Regions from separate parts of the Homo sapiens genome. Here region 1 is linked to region 2. A link is a loop called in an ENCODE intact Hi-C map of the cell type or tissue named here. Cell type or tissue: PC-3. All regions are shown on one strand. Links, peaks and the distances in the headings refer to the core of each region. The heading gives the core; the rest is flanking DNA. Region 1 overlaps LINC01215 (long intergenic non-protein coding RNA 1215). Region 2 has its middle 100 kb from the start of CD47.

Region 1 (5,388 bases), core at 80-5,079, 140 kb before region 2:
GGGTGGTGGGAATTAATACAACAGTATATGTGTATGAATATACATGGGGCTGTACCCACAGAGCTTATTAAACAAGTGTTGTCAATGACGGGTGCCAAATACCATGACAGGAGAAGCATGCTTTACATAGGAGCCTTCCTGGGAACTTCTAATCCATGAGGGTAGAGGGAGGCAGAAGCTTCCTGGAGGAAGTAATATTTTTAACAACCCTACCCTGTCATTCTTTTGAACCAAGGCATTTATTTATCCTTGTTGAAATGCAAACTACTTACCACTTACCCAGGAGAATAACACTTTTAGATCATAAGAACTCTGGGTATGTTGGCATACATTAGCTTGTCCACAAGCTAAGGCCCTGAGGAAATGAATATTAGAATTATTAAATTTTAGATGGCAGCAAAAGGAAGATTAAGCCCATGGCTCTGTTTAAAGATCAGGAGGCCACTTCTATGGGGAACTTTTTGTCTGCAGAACTTTGGGGTTCTGGGGATTAAGATAGGGCTTAGGCTCAAGACACTAAAATAGGATTCAGGTTACATGGATGATTTCCCCTACATTATAGTTTTGCCTAAGCCTATTCTACTCTTGAGCTAGTCCTTACAACTCCCACTCATCAGGGAAAATGCCTCCACTTGGCTTCTGGATAGTGAAAGTGAAGTGTGAAATGTAAGAGGAAAAGTATCTTTATAAAATCTGATATGCCCAAGATAGTTCTGCACCAAGACAAGTTTAGCTGGAAAAAATTCATCTTTCTGTTTTTCTACAGGTTATCTCTATGATCTCTCCTTGTATGTAAATTATTTATAAGAGTGTGATTCTAAAACTCAAGGTAAAAATTCGTCACTCACTTTTTGTTTACATGAATACGTGCCAGAACCTACACTTCCCCATTCTTATAGCATTACAAAAATGCCGATACATGAGTCTCCTGTTTATTAACTGGAAAAGCTTTCAACTGAAAATCCCCACTGTGTAATTTATACAGGCACTTTGAGATGTAATAAAAATCCCTAACCCTAATCTCAACCTCTGTCCTTTTAAAATCCAATTCAGAACACTTGTCAAGTGATTGACTAGAAAGGTGCCTTCCATTAAGCAAATGCCAGGAGGTGTTTTCTTCTGAAAATGAAGAGAGTTAGCAAGTGATCAGCAACTAGGAATTTTGTCTCTATCCTTCCTGTTGTGAGAGCTCTAACTCTGAGCCAGGATCCCTGCCTCCAGCTCTTAGGAGTTTGAGTGCATGTGTGTGTGTGCGCGCACGTGTGTGTGTGTGTGTGTGTGTGTGTGTGTGTGTGTGTGCATGCATAGTCATGCTTTGGAGTGAAGAGGAAATTCAACTCTGAGTTTCCACTTTTCCTGTGGACAAAGATCTGTTCCTTGTGTCCCCACATGGCATGGTGGAAATGGGGCATGCGTCACAGAAAGGATAACATTTTATAGGCTACAGTGCACTAGAGCACGTTAACTTTTATCCCAACAACAAACCTGCAGAAAAAGAGTAGGTTAGTTACAGATGTTCTTTTGCTTACCAACTTTCAACCTATGGATATTCACAGATAAAATCCCAAGCTCTCCTGTGAGAACATACTACATGGTAACAGCAGATGATATGGAATGTACACTGCTGCCTTTTGAACTCAAAAACTGTGCTGTTCACCATCAATGCATTTGCTGTGTTTGTGAGAGTTTTTTTTGAGAAGTTTTCCCAAGCATTATTAACCACATCAGATTCAATAAATCCAAGAAAATGGAGAGTGTTCAAAGTCCTTGTTGATATATACAATTACCATGGAAACAGAAGAGATTTTTAAAAACTGGAAGTGATGAGAAAAAGAGGAACTCTTCACACGAATATAGGATGAATTATTCAATAGTAGAAATGATTATAAAGGGCAAAGAGCAAATCGTGCAACGTACAAAAGTGCTGTGCCTGTGTCCGTGGACAATATCAGCAAGAGAATGGAAGAGGAAGACAAAGGATGACTTCTTGAGTCGGCACCTTGACACTAGATGGGCAGAGGAGCCTCCTGTTCATTCCGGGGAGGGCTAACTTGGGAGAAGTTTAAGAGCTGGCCAAAGAGACTCTGCTCTTGAAACTGTTGCCTCAAGGCAAAGGGATGCCTCTTCCAGTCTGGTTCACATCCACATGAGGGGCGAGGCGACGAGAATGCAGGCTGTGGCTCCTAAGGACCTCCTCAGGACACTTGGGAGATCCCCAAGAACAGTTATCTGCCCCCACAGACTTCCAGCAGAGACAAATGACAAATGACAATAATTTTGGGGAAAATGTCCTTCACTCATTCAAAAGCTATATTTTTAGTGCCTTCTATGCACCAAACATTATTTTATCACCTAGGCAGACATGGCATTGAACATGCATAAACAAGAACACCAGCTTTTATTAAAAGCTTTGAGAAACTGATTCATGCTCCTATTCCTGGAAGTGCATTTGTGACAGCAAGCTTAGTCACTTTGGAATTTCCAACAAACAGATTCAATTACAACCATATTGTAAGTAGAATAGTTTCTGTGTTAGTAGTTGCCAGTCTAATAATGAGGAAACTGGGCTATGCAGGGCTTAAGACACTTGTCCTAAGTTGTCAGAGGTGGAATGGAGTCAAATCCAGCTGTTGATTTCAAACTAGTGCTCTCATCTATGCATCTCAATTCTTTACAATATGATCCAACATACTGTCCTATAGATGAACCAAAAACTGACTCTAAAATTTCCTTTCTCCAATTCTTGGAAGCCAATGACATGCAATGTCTTCAGTTTTATTTTTTGCATATGATGAAGAGCTACTTTCTAGTAACTTACTAAGTATTTACTAAGGATTACTACATTATGGCATAATGATCTAAAATTAGCACATTATTACAGTTTACCAATGACTTAATTCTGTGCTATACTAAGAAGATTGCATAGCACCAAAGAACTGTTAATTCTGGCATGTGACTCACTTAGAGACAAGGAGATAGTTTGGAACTTCTGTAATTTTTAGTAAATAGGCTATACATTTTGAGTGTTGTTATCATGAGTGGGCTGGAGATTTCCATTTCTGCCATTCTTACCTTTCATTATAACTCACTGTTAATTTGATTTTTAAATTCTCATTTAAATTGTGGTGGATTGTTGGGTTAATCCTACAATGAATAGTAATGTATCAACAGCATTTCACCTTAAATCTATCCAATGACTGGATTTTAAGACATAAGTCTATTAAAATTCAAAGTAGTAATTTATTTTGCTAAAGCACAAACGTGTAGAATCCACACTCACCTGGCAAATATACTGAGATGCTCATTATATTTATCAAATTCTTTTTATTAGAAAGCGGAAGTGAGTAGTAAAGGAGTGAACGCAGGATATTTCTGCTCATGCTTGAGAACATCGAGTATTATTTTAACCTCTAGAAAACTAGTACTGCTATCTTTTAGGTCTAAGTACCATTCCCTATTGGCAAGCTACCTAAAAGCTATGTCTAACCCCTTCTCCCTTGCTGCCTCCCAGCACAGAGGCTGGAAAATAAAATATGTGGTTTGCCCATCTTTCTTGAAGCTAGGGACAGTCATGTCATCCTGTCTGGCCCATGAAATGTACATGGAATTCTTCTGGGGGAGACTACTTAGAGAGTTTTATATTTCCTGATGAATTACCTCCAAATAATATTGAAGACAATGCCTGGAACAACAGCCATTCTGTAACTACAAGGAAAGTAGCAAGAGAATCACAAAGATCTGTTGCTAAAACCCTGAACCTATGCTGATAGTTGCCTACCTACAGATTTCTTTTTATGGGAGAAAGAATAAAACCCTATTTGTTAAGGTCAATGAGCACTGAGTTTATTGTTAGGATCCAAAAGCAAATGCAGTAATACTTATATATAGATAGGTAAGGATTTAGATGCTGACTTTTGTATATAATCCTTATTTGTAATATTGCCTCTGGGAAAAAGGTATTCTGGGTTTAAACAGATTTATTAATTAAAAAATTAAAACATAACCTTCTAATTGATAAATAATTTCAAGTGTGTATTTTCATCACCTCTCCCTCAATCTCACACTCTCATTAGCACCCTCACAAGCATTTGAGCACACACACCTGCTCCAAGACCTGTGTTTTTCCCCTATTACCTAGTGATGGGATGATAAATTGGTTTCATCTTAGGCGCCAATGGTGATAGATTGGGAATGGCTGTCTGGATCACAATGTTGAAAATAATTTTGAGGCAGACAACACAACTCATAAGGAAGAGTGCTGTGATCAATCGGCCAGGTCTGCCAGGGATATGAAAAATGGACTGGCAGCACCTGTGTTTTTGTAACAGTTGACCTGATCCAGTGTATCAAATTTTAATTGCTCAATCTAGCATAATCCCTTCTCTTCTCTCAACCCTGTAGGTAGGAATTTAGGATTTTCAAACTGGGACATTTGGTCTCTATGTTGGCTATAGTTCACTAACTAGAAAGTCAGGGTATAGTAAAGAAAACAATAGCCAGCTAAAGTATTTAAGTGGGAATTATATTAAAATGTCATGTCTTTAAAAATGTAAACATATATAGTCATGAGGTGCACCACTTGCTTTTCCCTTCAAGGAATAACTTGCTGTCGGGTTGCAAGATGTGCAGTTAGCCAACAGCATCCAGCTACACCGTCTGTAGAATCCACCTTAACTTTCAAGCCAAGGCCATGCACATCCTAGGCAGACCCAGACATTGCCTGAGCATGGAGGTTCATGGCCAGGCCAGGCCATTTCTATCCAGTGTGGGACTCTCTTGCAGGCAGTCTTTGCTATGGGACTTCCATTATATTGGCTAAGACTTCGTCAGATCTACATCATGGACTGAGACACTCCCAGCTCCATCCTGCTTCCTTCTGCCTCTCCTTTCATAAGTGGCACATCAGCACCCCTGTCTGATATGGTTGAGCTTTGTGCCCCTACTCAAATCTCATCTTGAGTTGTAATCCCCAGGTGTTAAGGTAGGAACCTAGTGGGAAGTGATTGGATAATGGGGAAGGTTTCCCTCAAGCTGTTCTCATGGTAGTAAGGAAGTTCTCATGAGATCTGATAATTTTAAAAGAGTGGCACTTCCTCACTCACTGGCTCTTCTCTCTCCTGCCACTATGTGAAGAAGGTCCTTGGTTTCTCTTTGTCTGCCGCCATGATTCTAAGTATGAGGCTCCCCCAGCAATGTGGAAATGTGAATCAGTTAAACCTCTTTCCTTTATAAATTGCCCAGGCTCAGGTATTTTTTTACAGCAGTGTGAAAATGGACTAATACATTGCCCCACCTTGATCAGTCTCCCTTTATCTTTCCCAGGTGTGACCCCCTCCTCCTCATACACTCGTAATTCTGCTTCCTGGAGAATCCAAACTGATACCTATA
Region 2 (5,388 bases), core at 222-5,221:
CAATATACAAATGACTTTGCAGAAGTACAGTGAGGCTTCCCAGACCAAATCATCTCCATTTGTTTCTTATTATTAAAAGGGAAGCACTTTCTGCCATCACTGGTTCTTTCGCCCTCCCCTATCCTTTGCACAATTTACATACACATACACAGACAACATGCACACACACTTAAAATTCAATGTTTTCCTTTCCCTGTAGACTTTTAGTAAATTAAAAAAAAAAACAAAACCATAAACTTCAGATATCTTATAATTACAAATCTTCCATTCAGCAGTTTGCAAAACAGATGCATTTTGTTAATTTTCATCCCATCTGGATGACATGTAGAAGTTGCTGGACATTTGAAAATGGATGTTGACATCGTCAAACATCCCCCAAGACTTAGGATTGTGAGCCTAAGGAAAGACTCAGCAAAGGAAAGAAAGAAAATGTGTTCATTCTAACAGGTCTTTGTTTAAGTGCACACTACTTTTGATCATAATCTGTGGACAATGTTTACGGAAAAATCATATGCTAATCAAATGGTTTAGTCCTGGGAAACTTTAAAGCCCTATAGACAAGCAAAGAGCCTGCCCAAGTACAACTGAACTCTCTCTCTGCCACCCAGCCCCAATTCAATCACAATGCTAGTGTGACCTCCAATTGCTGATATTCCAAATTCTGAATATTATATTTAGAGATCTCTAGTGGAGATCACAGATTTCAAAAGAGTGAAACAAAATGTGGAGACCATAAGGAACATTGTAAAGCTTAATACTGTTACCAAAGTTCAGCTTCGTATTAGGTGAAAATATCATATAGGGCTCGGTTCTTCTCTGTCTGTGAGGCAAACAGGGCTGCCCCAAGATGCAGGGGAAAGCAGAGCTTTCTTGCAGCTTCTCCTTCTCTGAGTTGAGCCTGGAAGAGGAAATTTTAAGTGTAACTAAGGGGGAATGGGCCAGCCCTGCTTACACATGGCAGTGGTAAACAGAGTAAGCTCTGCACTTTACATAAATGCTCAAATCCTGCACTTTTATATAAAATGTATTGACTGACCAGCATATATTGGACACTTAACTATTTAGAATTTTTTAAAAAAGAAAAACCAAAAAAAGATGCTTCTGGCAGGGCTGCCTTTATGCAAAGTATTAAAAGTGACTCATCTGGATTATGGCTTTTTCTAACCCCACCCTTCCGTGTTTGCCTTTCCTTTTGCTGAGCAAAACTTTATGCCAGGCAGGGCTCACTGCTAGTGAGGGGAATTTGGGCACGGTTCCAGGCCCCACTTGTTCCCTTGTCTTGAGCATCCTTGCAGTGATCCTTACAGTGATTTGGACTTGCCAGAGTTGCATCGGGATTGGCAGGAGAGTGCCCAGGGCTGCAGCGATGCATGTGGAGCACTGTGAGTGGAACTGGAGTTGGTCTGGCAGGCCTGGTTCAAAGTGCAGAGGTGAGAGGCAGCATCAAAATCATGTAGGAATCCCCTAAGCATTGACATACGTTGTCCCACCCAGCATCTCTGCAGGTAGAGCCCAGGCAAGCATAGAGCTGCAGGGGATGTGTTAATATTGTCAGTCCTGGAGTGTGAGGACATGGCTAGGAAGGTTTAGGGATTGGGCATTGCAGATCCTGCAGCCTCAGCTGCTAGAAGAGGCCCCAGAAGGTGGTCACCATTGTCTGGAGTCTTCTTCTGCCTTTAAGGTCAGAGCAGCTGGGGGAACTTTCCCAATCCTAGTCTCACCAGGCTTCTTCACCACCTAGGTTGAGCAGATAAGAATCCAGGCTCCTGGTGACCTTCATTCATTCAACATATAATTACCAAGGGCTTTGCATGTGCCAGGCACTGTGTTAGGCACTGGGGAGACAGTGCTGAGCAAGAAAGATGTCATGTCTGCTTCATGAAGCTTAACCCTAGCAGAGGGACCCTAAAAAGATATATAAGTAGTCATTACTTTTACCTGAATAACTAGACGAAGTGCAACACCATCATCCTCCAAGGTCTTGGCCAGGCACAAATCTCTTGACACCTTTTCTAAAGGAATTCAGACTTAGTTTGTAGATGGAAATGTATGTGTAGAGTCAAAGGGAGTTGAAAGACCATCTGGTACCCCTGCCTCTAGCTCACAGATGAGTACATTGACATACAGAGCCATGAGGAAACTTGCCATGGTCACATGGCTTATTGGGCCCACAAATAGATTTGAGAATGTATTCCCAACCACATACAAGATGCAAATGTGTATCCTAACATACTCTAATTATAAAACATGCATAATTATATTAGTGAATAGCAGGAAGTATAGGGGTAGAAAGTCCCAAATCACAGTAACCGTATTTTTGATTTTGGAATGCATTTCTGCATAACATATGAACCTGAATACGCCTGAAGTCCTGGGAATTCCCTTCAAACAAAGTGATGAAACTGCACAATAATGACCTGACTCAAGAGTTGCCGGGAAGCTGTCCAATATTTCCACGCTGGCTCTTGCTCAATTCTTCTGTGAAGTCTGTGCCTTCCGGTGAAAGTAGATTTCTAGGTCTTAGAGAATGATAGAAGGCCTCTCCTCTGCCCCACCTCTTTCATGCCTTTCATGTAGGCAAAGTAGACAGGGAGGGTGTTTTCTCCCAATCAAGCTATAATCAAACTGACTTAGAAGAAGCTATTAATGGTGAGTATCTGGATTGTTGCCAAAACAAGTATCTATTGTACTTTGTGAGGACTTCACCTCCTGTCCAGGAGGCCTGATTTTATCGGGCAGTCTGGGAAATCCCTTGGAGAGCTGGTCTGCTGCTTACAATAGAAAATTTCATAACGCTTCCCCTTGATGGTTTCCAGAGACCACACATTACTCTGGGTAGTTCTATAAACATACGTTTTTAAAGATGATTTAAGCTGAGCATTGGCAGGCCTGTTTGAAGGTTATTTTAATGGTAGTAGTAGAATTGGAAGATGTATTAATAACAATCCCAGTGAAGCTGATGCTGATGGGAATGATTTAAACATTTAAATTGTTTAGGTTGTAAGAAAATGTGTATTTTAAAAAATGTGTGAATTTGGTTGATTTCACTCTGTAGTCACCCTCTGGCTCAGTCTAATAGGGCAACCTGACCTCACAGCTTCACTCCATCGAAAGTGATTCTGACCCTGATGAAAATGAGGTTCTTGGAACAGGATGATCTGACGGGACAAGTTAGGCTTCTATTCCCTGTGTTATCTGGAATCCCATTGGTTGCTCAGATACTTCACTGGCATTAAGGGAATTCACTTAAGCAAGCCAGCCTCTTACTGTTTTTTCTTCCCAATCTCTTAGGGACCAGTTGGTGATCAAGAGGGTGTGGCCATAAACTTTTGCATGAGAGCAGCTTCTCCATTGGGTACTATTTACTCCCTTGCTTGCGTCCACGTTGCTTAATGGCAAATAGCTACACTGAAAAGAATCTTGCAGCAAAGGCAGGGGCGCACAAACTCCAATTAGAAATATGAAAGATTTTTAAATGGGTAAAAAGGATCACTGAGTGTCTTGTCTAGGGGTCATGTCTAACTTTCATTGTCTCTGAGCTATTTTACAACTCTGTAAGTTATGGAAAACTGATCATGCAAAATATTCTTATCCATAGAAAGGAAAGCAGTGAATTGTGTCTGCTGAAATGCAATTGATTATTGCTCTGAGGATATTCATCAGTTTTTCACCTATTCATTTCAGCATTCCTGCATATATATGTGCTTCTTCTTGGAACCAGCTGTAACATCTTACTGCTTCCTCATTAGCTAGAGTCAAATAAATAAAACCTTATTTATAAATATAAATATAAAATGAATAAATGAATAACATTTATTCATTTTATATTTGTCTGAGTGTCACAATTTAAACTACCCAAAAATATTAGTGTTTAAAGTATGTGTAAGCTGTGTCTCATGCAATACAGCTGCGGAAATATTTTTTAATATGGATTGTGATGATTATGAAGTAGGAAGTTGTAGCAAGTTCACCTCTATAAACCACCTAAAATGATGGTAGAGAACACTCAGTAAAATAACTGAAATATTTAATAAAAAGGGTCTGTCAAGCCTTGGACTCCAACATACAGAGAAAGTGGGTGAAGTATTTGTGTCAGGGGATCAAGAGGGTGGACCCCTCACTCTGGTGGGAGCTTCTGGTCATCACTTCCATGTCGTAACCACACCCAGTTGAGTGAAAACGAGACAGCCCGACATGAGGCAGCCGTAGGACCCACTTCCTGTTATTATGTGATGATTAACTGGTGCCTGCCTAAGATCCCAAAGCTACAAAAGGCCTGTCATGCTACCCAGAGGAGGCTCCTTTGTTGGTCAAAAATAAATAAGCCAAGACCCAGTGTAGAGAGAGGTAGAGGTAGCATGATGACCTGACAGGGTATAGTTTCCTTTCTTCCCTGTCATCTCATCTCTACATTTACCAGTACTATAAAAATGAGGAGGAGAAGAAGTGCAACATGCACACAACCTAGAGATGCTATAAGCTATTGCATTTATTTTTGGTTTGTTCTTACCTGACTTTCAGAAAAATCTATTCACTATGGGGAAAATTGAAGAATTGTCACTTTCAAGTTTAATGTTAATCCAAAGCAGACATTATTCTTTACACAAAAGAAAAAGGATTACCAAACTGTAGGATCCTATTTTCATTTAAATATATATATATATACACACACATATATATACACATATATACACATATATATACATATATACACATATATATACATATATACACATATATATATATACATATATACACACATATATATGTAATGTCTGGCAGAATATATGCAAAAAATTATCTTGGTAAATTGCAGGCAATTTTTTATTGATTTTATTTTTTGCTAACTGATTTTTTAAAATTTCTTGTAATAGATCTGAATTATAAAATGAGGAAAAAATTAAAAACAGATAAACTTAATTTAATCCTCAAGTCTATTAGGTAGGGTCTTTAAGTTAACAAGAAAGAGACCTACATGGGTTACCTTCATGGATGGGCTTTAAAAAAAAAATAGAAAACTGAAAACCCAAAAGGGACATCACAGCAATTTGTGTTATCAGCTGAATTGTCATCACTCCAGACCCAGAGTTTCTAAGACTGGGGTGTAGGGAACATCTCCCTGACAATTCGCTCAGTTAGACAGTAAAATCTTTAGGGAGCTGCATCCTAGAGAAATGATCGATGTTATGACTTAGAGTTCATCATAGGGCCATGATTTTTAAACAATAGGGAATTCTTTTCAGACTGTATTCGGCCTTCAAGTTGCTCTCTTCTGGCCAGTGAAGGAGGAGGTATCAAAACCTTTCACATGTTGCCAAATTCAGATAGCTGAAGCTCAGAGACAGAGAGACTGAGAACTTTTTGCAATTAATATAAAAATTCCTAGAG

What was found. Hi-C counts contacts between places; a loop is a spot of excess contacts. Peaks named below come from ENCODE experiments on the same cell type or tissue, not always from the same donor. Only the 100,000 strongest peaks of a DNase experiment are listed, where the experiment ranks them.
Region 1: it touches region 2 in a loop (2.8-fold over the local background); 5 of 110 quality-filtered maps call a loop at or near these places.

The regions. Positions count from the first base shown.
Region 1 is chr3:108,128,399-108,133,786 of GRCh38, reverse strand. The region is part of intron 1 of LINC01215 (long intergenic non-protein coding RNA 1215); the gene reads right to left. Among named protein-coding and RNA genes, the nearest start is that of LINC01215, 6.0 kb to the right of the region's middle. RefSeq lists an enhancer at 1,533-2,732. In PC-3, for the core only: no CTCF peak of the experiment used is centred there; DNase peaks (open chromatin) are centred at 896 and 2,476; H3K4me3 peaks cover 1,000 bases; H3K27ac peaks cover 3,476 bases.
Region 2 is chr3:107,984,509-107,989,896 of GRCh38, reverse strand. No RefSeq gene overlaps it. Among named protein-coding and RNA genes, the nearest start is that of CD47, 100 kb to the left of the region's middle. RefSeq lists an enhancer at 4,105-4,164. In PC-3, for the core only: no CTCF peak of the experiment used is centred there; DNase peaks (open chromatin) are centred at 1,206, 2,456 and 4,236; H3K4me3 peaks cover 664 bases; H3K27ac peaks cover 4,148 bases.